Regions from separate parts of the Homo sapiens genome. Here regions 1, 3 and 4 are each linked to region 2. The links are chromatin contacts, found by Hi-C or POLR2A ChIA-PET in ENCODE. All regions are on one chromosome and are shown on one strand. Each heading gives the region's core, a stretch centred on a gene start or an enhancer-like site at or near the end of the contact. The rest is flanking DNA. Distances are from core to core; before and after follow the strand shown.

Region 1 (2,919 bases), core at 119-2,618, 150 kb before region 2:
GCAGGCTGGAAACGCAGGGCTCGGCATCCCCAGAAGGGCCGGCAGGTTCACATCACTCTGGGGAGGAGGGCGGGGATACTCACGCTGTCCACTGCGAGGATCTTGGCCCAGATGAAAACGAGAAGTGGCCGCAGCTCTCGGGCCGAGCTCTGGAGCAGCTTCAGCACGTAGGGGAAGATGCCGACAGACAAGGCCTGGGGGCGAGGGAGGGCGTCAGCGCACCTGTGCCGCAGCAAGGGAACGGGCAGCAGCAGGGGTGCCACGCGGGACCAGCTGCGGTGCTATCTTCAGCACATATGGGAAACGCAACAGGAATGAATGGGCCTCACTTAAAGTAAAGAGGGGCTTCCTCCAGATTTATTCATCTCTGATTTATTCCTAGAAGCTGCCACATACTGCCAGCCTTGACTGGTGTCAAGAGACTGGAATGAATCGGGTGGCAGCTTTTCCTTGTGGAGGCGCAGGCTGCTTGCGCCTGGGGCCCTTGCCTGCCCTCAGTGGCCTCGTCTGCTCTTGGCAGCAGAGCATCAGGCACCTTCACTGTGTTGCTCACGTACGAGCCACGGCCACCTGTGACGGCACGGCCACCTCTCCGTGACGGCATGGCCACCTCTCCGTGACACCACGGCCACCTCTCCGTGACGGCACGGCCAGCTTGCTCAACACTCATGTTTGCACTTCAGATACACCTTGGGAGAAAGATGCCTGCCCTGGGAAAGGCAGGGAGGAGCGGGGGTTGCCCAGGGGCTCACTGGCGCCCAGTTCTGGCCATGTCATTCTCAGGGGACTCTCTGCCCTCAGAGGCAGGGGAGGGAGGGCGTGGAGGGCACTGCAGTGTGGAGGATGCCTGGCAAAGTACTGCTGCACTCCACAGCCAGGGGTTTCTGCTGTGTCCTTATCTCAAAGCTGCTGGAATTTCAAAGATATCCTAAAGGTATCACCTTCCAATAAGTGAGGTCCCCTGTAACCAAGACAGGAGGTGGTGGTGGGACCTAGGCCTGGGTCCCTTCCCTGTGAAAGGCCACATTTAACAAGGTATGAGCAGTTTCTCTGGTTCGGGTGGCTGGGCCCTCACCTGAGAGGCAAAATCTGTACCTGTAAAAATACCTCGTTTATCCAGCCTCGATTCATGTATTAGGCAAATTTCCAATGAGCAGAAGCTTAATTCTTTAAAGGGAAGAAACTGGTTTTAAAAAATTAACCTTAAAAATGAAACTCTTTCTAAACTGTTATGAATACATGCTTCCTGTCTTCTTAGAGTGCACGCAATACCACGCAGGCCTTTCCAGGATGACTAAGCGACACCACCACGCACACACCAAGTGACCGAGTCACGCCAGCCTTCCTCCGATGACTCAGGCCCTGACTCTGTTACAAGCTATTTGTGGCCTCAGGCACCTGGAGTGAAAATGGCCCAGTGGTGAGTGCTGAATGATTCTTCCAAGTTTTGGATGTTTTCTCTCGTCCTTCAGTGCTGGACTATCAATTACCACTCTTTGTCAACATTATCTGATGAAAATACTTAAATACACCAAACCCAGGTACTCACCACCCAGCTAGTGACAGCGGTTCCGCACCCACCGCCCCACCGCACCGCTCCCAAGCACAGTAAATTAAGGCTCATATGTCATGTGATTTCATTGGTGAATATTCAGTGTCTATCTCTAAAAAATTAGGTCTCTTTTATAAAAACATGATCCAGTTACCACACCCAAGAAAAACGAACAATGATTCTTGAATAACATAAATCCAGCACCTGTAAAATTTCTAATTGTTTTATGAGTATTCATTTTTGGAACTTCAACAGAACCAAGTAAGGTTTACTGTACATGGCAGCTGGCCATAGGTCTCTCGAGTTTCCTTGACTCTGTGGTTCCCTCTCAGCCTCCTTTTACTTTCCCTGTGAGTTATTTGTTAAACGCACGTCGCTTCTTGATCCTGCCTCTGCCAGGGTGTTTTTAGTGGCCATTACTACTCTGCTATAGAATGAGGAACCAGAAGAGCGTTTCCGAATTGTGCCTGCCATGATGGTGAGCAGACAGTGCTGAGGATCCAGACTCCTCCTGGGGGAAGCAGCACCACGAGGTGGGTGCTGCGTCAGGCTCAGGGGCGCCCTGCTCCTCCGCAGCGCTGGGGGCGGCTCAGGAAAAGGTGACCGGCCGACAACACACTCACTCCTATGTCTAACATCAGACATAAAGAGGGGCGACAACCCCAGACCCCCAAACGCCAGGCAGCACTGCAGGCTGCACGGGTACAGAGTGGGCTCCTTGAGGGCCTCAGGAGTGACAGGACACCAACACGGTGGACACACTCGCCCTGGGTCTCACGGCTGGGGGTGGCTCTGGATCATGAAATACGTGCACAGACTGAAACACGGAGCCTAATCTCTGTCCCACCTCCCTCAGCCCCCAGGTTAATGCGGAAGGCACGCACCAGGCTCACTGCCCAGGGACCCAGGTCCAAAAATCTTCCAAGCAAGTCCAATGCTCTCAGCCGGTGCACTTGGCTTAACAGCACCTGGAAGAACAAGAAGAAAATGGTATCACTGCAAACCATACTGGTGTGCAACCCCGAAACGCTGCTGCATGAGCTGCCAGCTTTGGAGCGGTCTGACCACAGTTCAGATCTGTCTGCTGCTTCAGTTACCTAGAGCTGGTGCTCCTTTCCTTACAAGTTCATGCTTTTAGACAGGTGAAGAAAACACGCTTTATGCCTTTATTACACAGATAAAAGATGCTCAATGTAGAAAATACTAGAACAAACATGCTTTAATTGCATTTAAAAAGCTAACCCACTGGTGACATTTAGGTATATGAACTCAGACATTGTTCTTTATGTCCACACTTCTCTTACTGATCTTGAACTAGATAATATGTGATTCTATTTCTCAGCTCCTTTTTAAACTAAACAATGCAC
Region 2 (3,086 bases), core at 335-2,834:
ACATGTGTGCCTTTCTGTTCAAAATACAAGTTTTATATCCTTTCCCCAGCATTACAACACACTCAGTTACCAGCAACTAATTGCTGAGTCATACTCAGATTTTTACTGACAGTAATTACAATAATTATTAAAGAAACAAATCAATTTGTAGTAAAGAAACTGATAGAATCCTGCCTGAGGTTGAAGTGGTGTAAGTCACTGTCAACATAATATCAGAAAGTATGTGTGTACAAACAGCTGCATCCAGGTGCTGGGTACCCAAGGCGTCTGTGACATCATCCTTTCTGCTTTGCTATCTGAGATTCTCTGCATACTAAGACTTACGAAAATGATGGACACATTCTGGATTCATCACTGATGTGATGGATTCATCAACTGTTTATTTGTGTTCTTGGTGAGACAGAACCAGGCCACTGAGTCTTAATGTTCTAAATACCTGAATGTTGGCTGATCCCATACAACACACCAAGGGCAGCTGATAAATGAAAGCGCAGTTCTGGGGGCAAAGAAGGAAACATTTTATTCAGCTGTCACGACCTTGGCTACAGGCCCTCCAAAACCACATCCACTCAAGTAAGTACATTCTAAATTAGAAAATAAGTCTGAAGTAGAGGTAGCTAGACATTCCGTCTTCAGGTGGATAGGTAGAAAGAATGGCGGACACGTAGGACGGGTTCAGTCTGGAGAGATGGCTTCAAATCAGCGCAGCAGCAACAGCCCCATCTCGCCCATGTCTCTCCACACCCAACAAAAAAGCACCAAGTCCTGGAGAGGACCTAGTTCACCTGCTCCTTCAAACCAAACGCATCAGCTATAAGACCTGCATAAACATGAAATTTAGGTTTTTCTCTGAATCAGAGGCGTGATAATGGCCAGTCTAAGCAGCAGGCCACATCCCATTTTGGTCTGGGCCGTTATGTAAATTAAAACAAATACCTATGCATTTTTAATGAAAGTGCTTTTTAAAAAGTGTCCTGGCTAACTTGGTAGAAACAATTAGAGGTTTTCCAAGAAAGCGTTAGCCCAGCTCCAGGCCCCAGGGCAGAGGTGCAGCCATCACCGAGGCTCCTCCGGCAGTACTGGGGCCCTGGGAAGGAGGGTCTATGCATTTTCCTACCTCCAGGGATGCTTTAAGACAGCTCAAGTAGGGAAGAGCAAAAATGGAGAGGTAGGACTCAAAAAAAACTTTTTTTTTAATGGATGCTAAAGGATATCTCCTTGATCCTCCTGGGTCTCACACACAAGGCGGAATGGGTGTTCCTGGCTCAAGTCTGCAGTCAGGCCAGGGGAAGTGAGCCACCTGAGCTCACGTTTATCAGGAACGTCCACTGAAGCTAACTTCCCACCCCTTCTCCAGGGTCTAGGGTCCAGGTGGGGTGAGCGCCTGCCAGCCTCTTTTCATGCACATTAAAACCACTTCCCCTTAGTGAACACAGGATATGTTTTTCAGAGTCAGAAAGACTTCCGGAGTCATGGGCTGCAGATACAGGTGAGAAAAGAACACATGCAGAGCTTGCCAGACGGCGAGGCAATCAGAAGGAAGGAAAAAGCGCTGTCAACTAAACTCGAGATTTCGGAGTCTAATTCCACAGATCCACCCTGCTTTCTGGTTGCTAAGGCTACAGAAATCCCCCATGCATAGTGGTGAAGAACAAAGGCACGGAAAGATAAGGCACCCCAAAATAAGAACAAGCCACGGTGCTGATCTCCACATCTGTCTCCCTGGAGCACGGGCCCATCGATCTGCAGGGGCTGGGTTCACTGCAGGGCCCACAGATCGCTGGGAGATTTTCTAGTGAAATTGTCAAGTGCCTCCTGCTCCATCTCACTTATTACATTACTGCTGCGGCAGTTTTTCTCAATTCTACTCTCCTCAACACAGCTATCGAACTAGGATTGCTGAAGTCACAGCTCCACAGGAAAATCATTCGCTGTCTCCTGAGATTGCTCCTGAACAGGAGTGCTGTTCTTCCACGCCACACAGAAGGCCACGGGGTAGATTATTCAGGGACACCAATAAAATTAAGGATTCATCATTTCTGACCCTGGCTCTGTGAAGGTCTTATCCCATGGGGCTGCGAAAAACGGATTTAGCTTCATTTTCTTACCTATTGCGTAGAGAAGGCACATTAATGGACTAGCATGAAAGGCGCCACAGATATTAATAATACGCCTCCTGGGGCTTCATGGGAATTAATTAATATTTTTAAGGGCTTTGAAATGAGAAACACTAAATTAAATGTCACCACATTGTGTTAAGGTTTTGTCTCACAACTAGAATGCCAGGGATAATAGCTGTGTGGTCTGAGAGACAGGAGAGGCACGGGAGCATCTGATCATCCGGGGGAGTTACGACAATTTCTGCTGGACATATAAAATGACAAAGCAAGTCTCTAAACTACAGCCTATTGTGCTAGGCATTTTTCCTGAAATGCCAAATCTCAAGGTGCAAGAAAATATATGCACAGGAGTTTTGGAGGATGTGACAGCAGAAGATAATAAAAGAATGAATAACCGAAGAAAAGAAAACAAAACAAAAAACAAAACAAAACAAAAATGGGCCCTTGGTTTAATGAAGGAAAATGCAGCTCCAAATTTCATTTCCTTCTCAGTGACGGGCTCTTGTCCTAAAATGACACCTGGTAAATTTATATGCTAATAAGGCCTAAGAAATGCTACTGCAATCAGATTCTGCATTTTCCACGTAGACTTTTATTGGTATTGGAGCTCCTTCTCATACAAGTGCAGACTTCAGACCCTGGAGAGCCCTGAGCATGGGAGGGACTCTGCTCCCAGTGGCCCTCGTGGCGGCATGGTCCCGCTAGAAGCTCTGGTGAAGCTGCACAAACTGCCGCTGGTGTGGATCAAGGAGAGACGGCCACCTGGGAAGAGGAGGGGCTCAGGGGCTCTACTTGGTGGGTCTTCCCCTTTGACAAAATCCCACCAGGGGTAGCCCTGTGCCGCTGGGGCAGGCTGGACATAGACATCTGTAGAGTTTCTAACAAAGACACTGGCGTCGTACTAGGCTGGGTCTGTGAGTACAAGTGATATCGCTGCCATCCTCCCATCCTATAGCAATGAATAGC
Region 3 (2,896 bases), core at 75-2,574, 170 kb before region 2:
GCCTTGGATATTCAGGGGTAACGATAATACTTCGGGAAGTATTTGCCCAAAACCCGAGGAAAAGGGGCAAGATTTGAAACAAAACTAAGTTTCAAGTCCAGGTTCTCCCTCTTACTAGTCAGGGACCCAGGTAAAGTTTTAAAAATCTGTGCTCAGCTGGGCGTGGTGGCTCATGCCTATAATCCCAGCACTTTGGGAGGCTGAGACAGGCGGGTCACAAGGTCAGGAGTTCGAGACCAGCCTGGCCAATATGGTGAAATCCTGTCTCTACTAAAAAATACAAAAATTAGCAGGGTGTGGTGGTGCGTGCCTGTAGTCCCAGCTACTCGGGAGGCTGAGGCAGGAGAATCGCTGGAACCTGGGAGGCGGAGGCTGTAGTGAGCTGAGATCGCACCACTGCATTCCAGCCTGGGCGACAGAGCAAGACTACGTCTCAAAAAAAAAAAATCTGTGCTCAGGTCGTGGAGTCAGAGATGAAACCACGCATGTGAAAGCAGTCTGAAACTGCAGTGCGATGTACAAATCATGGATGCTGTGTTTCTTGGAGAGGGACCCACAGAGCATGGGTTTCTAGGATCAATACCTAGAAACTGAGCAGTGACAGACACTGCATCGACAGAGTGAGGCGTGCGTTCTGCCAGCTCCCAGCATGCTCCTTTCCAGAGGACGAAGGCCATGCAAGGACAGAGGGCCGGAATTTTAAGAACTGGATGCCTGAGGATCAAGAAGAGAACGGCTCTCCAGTGCAGCCCTGCACAGCTGGCCCTTTCCCACTGAGGCAGGAGCAGTTTTGCAGAGGGAATCTGCTGGTTATGCAGCCCAGAAGCCCCTAACCCCGCCATTTCTCAGGGGTGCTCTTACAATGAGGTGTTTCTGCCTCACATCAATACACTGATGAGGCGGGTTATGGGCTGGGCTGCTGGAATGAGAGCTGAGCACGATGGGGAGCGGGTGGTCAGGGAGCCAGGCGCCGGCCTCAGATTGCAAGCTGCTCCCCCGAGCTGAGGAGGCCAATTAAGCAGGCAGTTTTCAAGCAACAACTGGCTTTAGCTGAAGGTTTTGACAAATAAACTGAGATGCATCGACCGCCGTCCACGTAAAGACTCAGCCCAGAGGGCCAGGGCAACAGAAAAAGCACTGGGTTCTGAGAATGAAGGCACCTTCCTTTGTTTTAACCACAGGTTCCACAAGTCAAATCGAAGCCCACACATTCACGGTGAAGCTCCTCAAACATGTCTCACGAGAGTGTAATGAAGCATCACTGACTCAAATCTCACTAATTCTGAATTTGAGGCATGCAAATCAGGGTGGGAGAACTTAGATGTGCCCTTGGTATCGGAGTCTGGCAACTATGTGGTGTATACTACCAGATGTCTGTTCTGATACGGTCATTATGCCAGGTGGGAACCACGGATGATGATGCCTTTTCATACCTTCATTTTCAGCGCTCGGCAGGGGTCATTTACATATCTGTTTAATACACACATTTTCACTAACTCAAACCGCCCCCACCCTCCCCGCAGGCAGGAACCTGGGAGCTCCCACTTCGCTGGCTAGGGGGACTGGGGTGGACTCTCTCGGCTGCTGCTCACTCGCCCAAATTACAAGCACACTTAGACCAAGGGCCTCGTTAAACAGAAGAGGAAACAAGACTTGAAACCACACACGCGCAGAACGGCAGCCAGCAGGCAACACACACTCCCTGCGTGGCACGGGCTCAGTGGGAAGACCCAGCAGGCGACACACACACATCCTGGGCGGCACGGGCTCGGTGGGAAGACCCAGCAGGCGACACACACACCCTGCATGGCACGGGCTCGGTGGAAGACCCGGCAGGCGACACACACACCCTGAGTGGCACGGGCTCGGTGGGAAGACCCGGCAGGCGACACACACACCCTGCATGGCACAGGCTCGGTGGAAAACCCAGCAGGCGACACACACACCCTGTGTGGCACGGGCTCGGTGGAAGACCCGGCAGGCGACACACACACCCTGTGTGGCACGGGCTCGGTGGAAGACCCGGCAGGCGACACACACACCCTGCGTGGCACGGGCTCGGTGGAAGACCCGGCAGGCGACACACACATCCTGGGTGGAGGGGCTTGGTGGAAGACCCGGCAGGCGACACACACACCCTGCGTGGCACGGGCTCGGTGTGAAGACCCAGCAGGCGACACACACATCCTGGGCGGAGGGGCTTGGTGGAAGACCCGGCAGGCGACACACACACCCTGCGTGGCACAGGCTCGGTGGGAAGACACGGCAGGCGACACACACACCCTGCGTGGCACGGGCTCGGTGGGAAGACACGGCAGGCGACACACACACCCTGCGTGGCACGGGCTCGGTGGGAAGACACGGCAGGCGACACACACACCCTGCGTGGCACGGGCTCGGTGGGAAGACACGGCAGGCGACACACACACCCTGCGTGGCACGGGCTCGGTGGAAGACCCGGCAGGCGACACACACACCCTGCGTGGCACGGGCTCGGTGTGAAGACCCGGCAGGCGACACACACACCCTGCGTGGCACGGGCTCGGTGGAAGACCCGGCAGGCGACACACACACCCTGCGTGGCACGGGTTCGGTGGGAAGACACGGCAGGCGACACACACACCCTGCGTGGCACGGGCTCGGTGGAAGACCCGGCAGGTGACACACACATCCTGGGCAGCACGGGCTCGGTGGAAGACCCGGCAGGTGACACACACACCCTGCGTGGCACGGGCTCGGTGTGAAGACCCAGCAGGTGACACACACATCCTGGGCGGCACGGGCTCGGTGGAAGACCTGGCAGGTGACACACACACCCTGCGTGGCATGGGCTCGGTGTGAAGACCCAGCAGGTGACACACACATCCTGGGCGGCACGGGCTCGGTGGAAGACCTG
Region 4 (2,877 bases), core at 159-2,658, 210 kb before region 2:
GCTATTTAAAACCCAACCTTGAAATCTTAAACTAAAAGTGGTAGAGGCTATTTAGAGTCTAAAAGGGCAGTGGTAAGTGGTAAGAACTGATTTTCCCTAATCCGTAGCAGGCAGATGTGACGGTTTCAGTCCCAATCCTCCAGAGCGTCAGCTCATCTGAGAGGCCTCGGGACCGGTTGCTCTGGTCTGGGGCCTCCGTGGGTGGTTTCCTCAGGGGTGTTTGTGCAGTCTTATGACTTTCTTTTCTTCCTTATTTCCTTCCTGTCTGCTTTACTGCCTCCCCTTCTTGGTCTCAGACCATAATGTGTAACAAACATATATTTTTAAACATTATTTTAAAAGACACGGTCTCACTCTGCCGCCCAGGATGAAGTGCAGTGGCACAATCATAGCTCACTGCAGCCTTGAGCTCCTGGGCTCAAGGGATCTTCCAGCCTCATCCTCCTGGGTAGCTGCGACCACAAGTGCTTGCCACCGTGCCCGGCTAACTTGCTACTATTTTGTAGAGACGGGGTTTCACTATGTTTCCCAGGCTGGTCTCAAAACACCTGGGCTCAAGTGATCGTCTCTCGCCTTGGCCTCCCAAAGTGCTGGGATTACAGGTGTGAGCCACCACACCCAGCCTGAGGTTTATTTTTGTATTTATCTTATTCCTAGTTTAAAAGCAAATAATTATATTATTTCTTAGTTTTCTTACCGCATAATGAAAACATTAACTTAATTGACTGGCTATTTTCAACAGGCCAGTAGCACATAAAAGAAACCTGAGGAGATGGCCTGCTGCCTGGGGATGAACGTCTCCAGGTGCCCGTGCAGCTGGCCACACCACACGGTGACGAAGGAGGTGGCAGAATCCGCTGCAGGGATGCGGTGACGAAGGAAGTGGCAGAGTCCGCTGCAGGAGGGGAGGCCGGTGCAGAATTAAACAATCTGGACCTTTCCAAGTTGGCCAATAGGCTACTTGTGACTATACCGGTGATACCATAAAGAACAGGCCAGGCGCAGTGGCTCACGCCTGTAATCCCAGCACTTTGGGAGGCCGAGGCAGGCGGATCACGAGGTCAAGAGACCGAGACCATCCTGGCCAACACGGTGAAACCCCTCGTCTCTCCTAAAAATACAAAAATTAGCCGGGTGTGGTGGCTCACGCCTGTAGTCCCAGCTACTTGGGAGGCTGAGGCAGCAGAACTGCTTGAACCTGGGAGGCGGAGGCTGCAGTGAGCTGAGATTGTGCCACTGCACTCCAGCCTGGCAACAGAGCAAGAGAAAAAAAAAAAAAAAGAACTGAAGAAGAACCAACTGCAGACGGTAAGGTGATTTCCATCTAAGATATAACTAGACCAACAGAAAATAACTTAGTTGAAGGAACCGAAAGCCACAGAAGTATAATATCAGCAAAAGGAGCTGAGGAGCTGCAGGAACCCTGGCTCGATGGCCGGCCAGGACCCAGAAGGCCACAGCAAATGAGAGGGGGAGACTCGATAGCTCATTTGGAAAAAGCGATGGACTAGGATGGGAAGCCGTGGCTCCTCGACCCTGCAGACCCTGGCACTGAGTGATACCCGAGGCAACGCCATAGCCGTGACGAGGTCAGATGAAGACGTAGAACACCACAGAGGCTGCAAGAGTGTGGCCTTTCCCTGCATTCTTCCTGCAACATTTCTGTAAGCTTTTGAAGTTTTATCAAAAAGTTACCAAAAAATTTTTAAGTGCTATAATGAGTGACTTCTAATTCCACATAAATCATCCAACTTCCATAAGCAACTAGAAAACCAGGACAAATACCGTAAACAATTGTTTTTGGACACTGGGTGCTGGGTGTCACGGGCTTGTGATCCCTGAGAGAACGGAAATAAACAGCTGCCCTGTGTCCGGCTTGCAGGTAGTTTCAGGCAGTCCCAGGCCACAGTGCAGAGACGGGGAGCCCAGCACTTTCAGGGAACAGGAGACAGAGACTGGGGCTCCAGGGAGGCTGAGGTGGTGACAATTTGCAGGACAGAGCACTGGAGAGGGGAAAGCTTCCAAGGTCTGCAGGAGAGGCCCCTGGGGTCTTTGACTAAGTATTCATCTGCTCAAGGGTAGAGTGACAACCCATGAGGCAGAGAAAAAACAGCGGGAAGGCGGTAGGCCAAATGCCCAGAGCTCACAAAAGGGACTGAGAAGAGTTTACAGTCCCCAAAGAGAAAGGACTAAAATCAATGACCTCTGCTTCTACCTTAAGAAACTAGGATGAGAAGAGCAAATTAAACTCAAAGTAAGCAGAAGAAAGCAAGCTTTATTGATGAAAGCTCAATCAATCAAATGGAAAATGGACAAACAACAGAGAAAAACCAATGAAACCAAAAACTGATTCTTTGAAAAGTTCCCTTGAGCTAGAATGGCCATGAATAAGAAACCATTAACTAGAAGGGTTTTGAATGAGTCAAAAATTACTGCTATCAGAAAGGGAAGAAAAGTCTGGGTGTGGTGGCTCATGCCTGTAATCCCAGCACTTCAGGAGGCCAAGGCAGGAGGATCACTTGAACTGAGGAGTTAGAGACCAGCTTGGGCGACACACTGAGACTCTGTCTCTACAAAAAATTTAAAAATTAGCCGGGTGTGGTGGTGTGCACCTGTAGTCCCAGCTACTTCCAAGGCTGAGGTGGGAGGATTGCTTGAGCCCAGGAGTTGGAGGCTACAGTGAGCCGTGATCAGGTCACTGCATTCTAGTCTGGACAGAGTGAGACTGTCTTACAAAAACAAAAAACAGGTGCAGTGGCTCACGCTTGTAATCCCAGCACTTTGGGAGGCTGAGGCAGGAGGATCCCTTGAGCCCAGGAGTTCAAGACCAGCCTGGGCAACACAGGGAGACCCCATCTCTTATAAATAATTAAGTAA

Evidence for each region. A loop is a pair of places that touch in the nucleus more often than their neighbours do. ChIA-PET counts read pairs that join two places held with the same protein, here RNA polymerase II (POLR2A). Pooled maps may share reads with other maps.
Region 1: a pooled map shows a loop between it and region 2 (2.1-fold over the local background). The contact joins two enhancer-like sites. A Hi-C loop is called at or near these places in 1 of 50 pooled maps. POLR2A ChIA-PET finds 5 or more read pairs at or near these places in 3 of 52 experiments (activated CD4-positive, alpha-beta memory T cell, activated CD8-positive, alpha-beta T cell and activated T-cell).
Region 3: a loop to region 2 is called in a pooled map, with 2.3 times the contacts of the local background. The contact joins two enhancer-like sites. A Hi-C loop is called at or near these places in 1 of 50 pooled maps. POLR2A ChIA-PET finds 5 or more read pairs at or near these places in 2 of 52 experiments (activated CD4-positive, alpha-beta memory T cell and activated T-cell).
Region 4: a map of transverse colon shows a loop between it and region 2 (5-fold over the local background). The contact joins two enhancer-like sites. A Hi-C loop is called at or near these places in 1 of 168 maps with a recorded cell type or tissue (transverse colon) and 1 of 50 pooled maps. POLR2A ChIA-PET finds 5 or more read pairs at or near these places in 1 of 52 experiments (activated naive CD4-positive, alpha-beta T cell).

What each region holds. Positions count from the first base shown.
Region 1 is chr17:80,855,065-80,857,983 of GRCh38, reverse strand. RPTOR (regulatory associated protein of MTOR complex 1) reads right to left here. Exons shown (of 34, transcript NM_020761.3): 12 at 2,437-2,520; 13 at 84-194. Among named protein-coding and RNA genes, the nearest start is that of CHMP6, 140 kb to the left of the region's middle. RefSeq lists enhancers at 1-447, 1,155-1,304, 448-1,378, 1,315-1,464, 1,201-1,495 and 3 more. Within about 2 kb of position 1,368, at least 15 of the 41 ENCODE cell types and tissues checked have a DNase peak (open chromatin) inside an H3K27ac peak, as active enhancers do.
Region 2 is chr17:80,701,694-80,704,779 of GRCh38, reverse strand. All of the region lies in intron 3 of RPTOR (regulatory associated protein of MTOR complex 1), which reads right to left. Among named protein-coding and RNA genes, the nearest start is that of RPTOR, 160 kb to the right of the region's middle. Within about 2 kb of position 1,584, at least 5 of the 41 ENCODE cell types and tissues checked have a DNase peak (open chromatin) inside an H3K27ac peak, as active enhancers do.
Region 3 is chr17:80,875,904-80,878,799 of GRCh38, reverse strand. All of the region lies in intron 13 of RPTOR (regulatory associated protein of MTOR complex 1), which reads right to left. Among named protein-coding and RNA genes, the nearest start is that of CHMP6, 110 kb to the left of the region's middle. RefSeq lists enhancers at 1-208, 1,426-1,475. Within about 2 kb of position 1,324, at least 4 of the 41 ENCODE cell types and tissues checked have a DNase peak (open chromatin) inside an H3K27ac peak, as active enhancers do.
Region 4 is chr17:80,909,247-80,912,123 of GRCh38, reverse strand. All of the region lies in intron 21 of RPTOR (regulatory associated protein of MTOR complex 1), which reads right to left. Among named protein-coding and RNA genes, the nearest start is that of CHMP6, 81 kb to the left of the region's middle. RefSeq lists enhancers at 375-424, 1,193-1,382, 1,503-1,732. Within about 2 kb of position 1,408, at least 2 of the 41 ENCODE cell types and tissues checked have a DNase peak (open chromatin) inside an H3K27ac peak, as active enhancers do.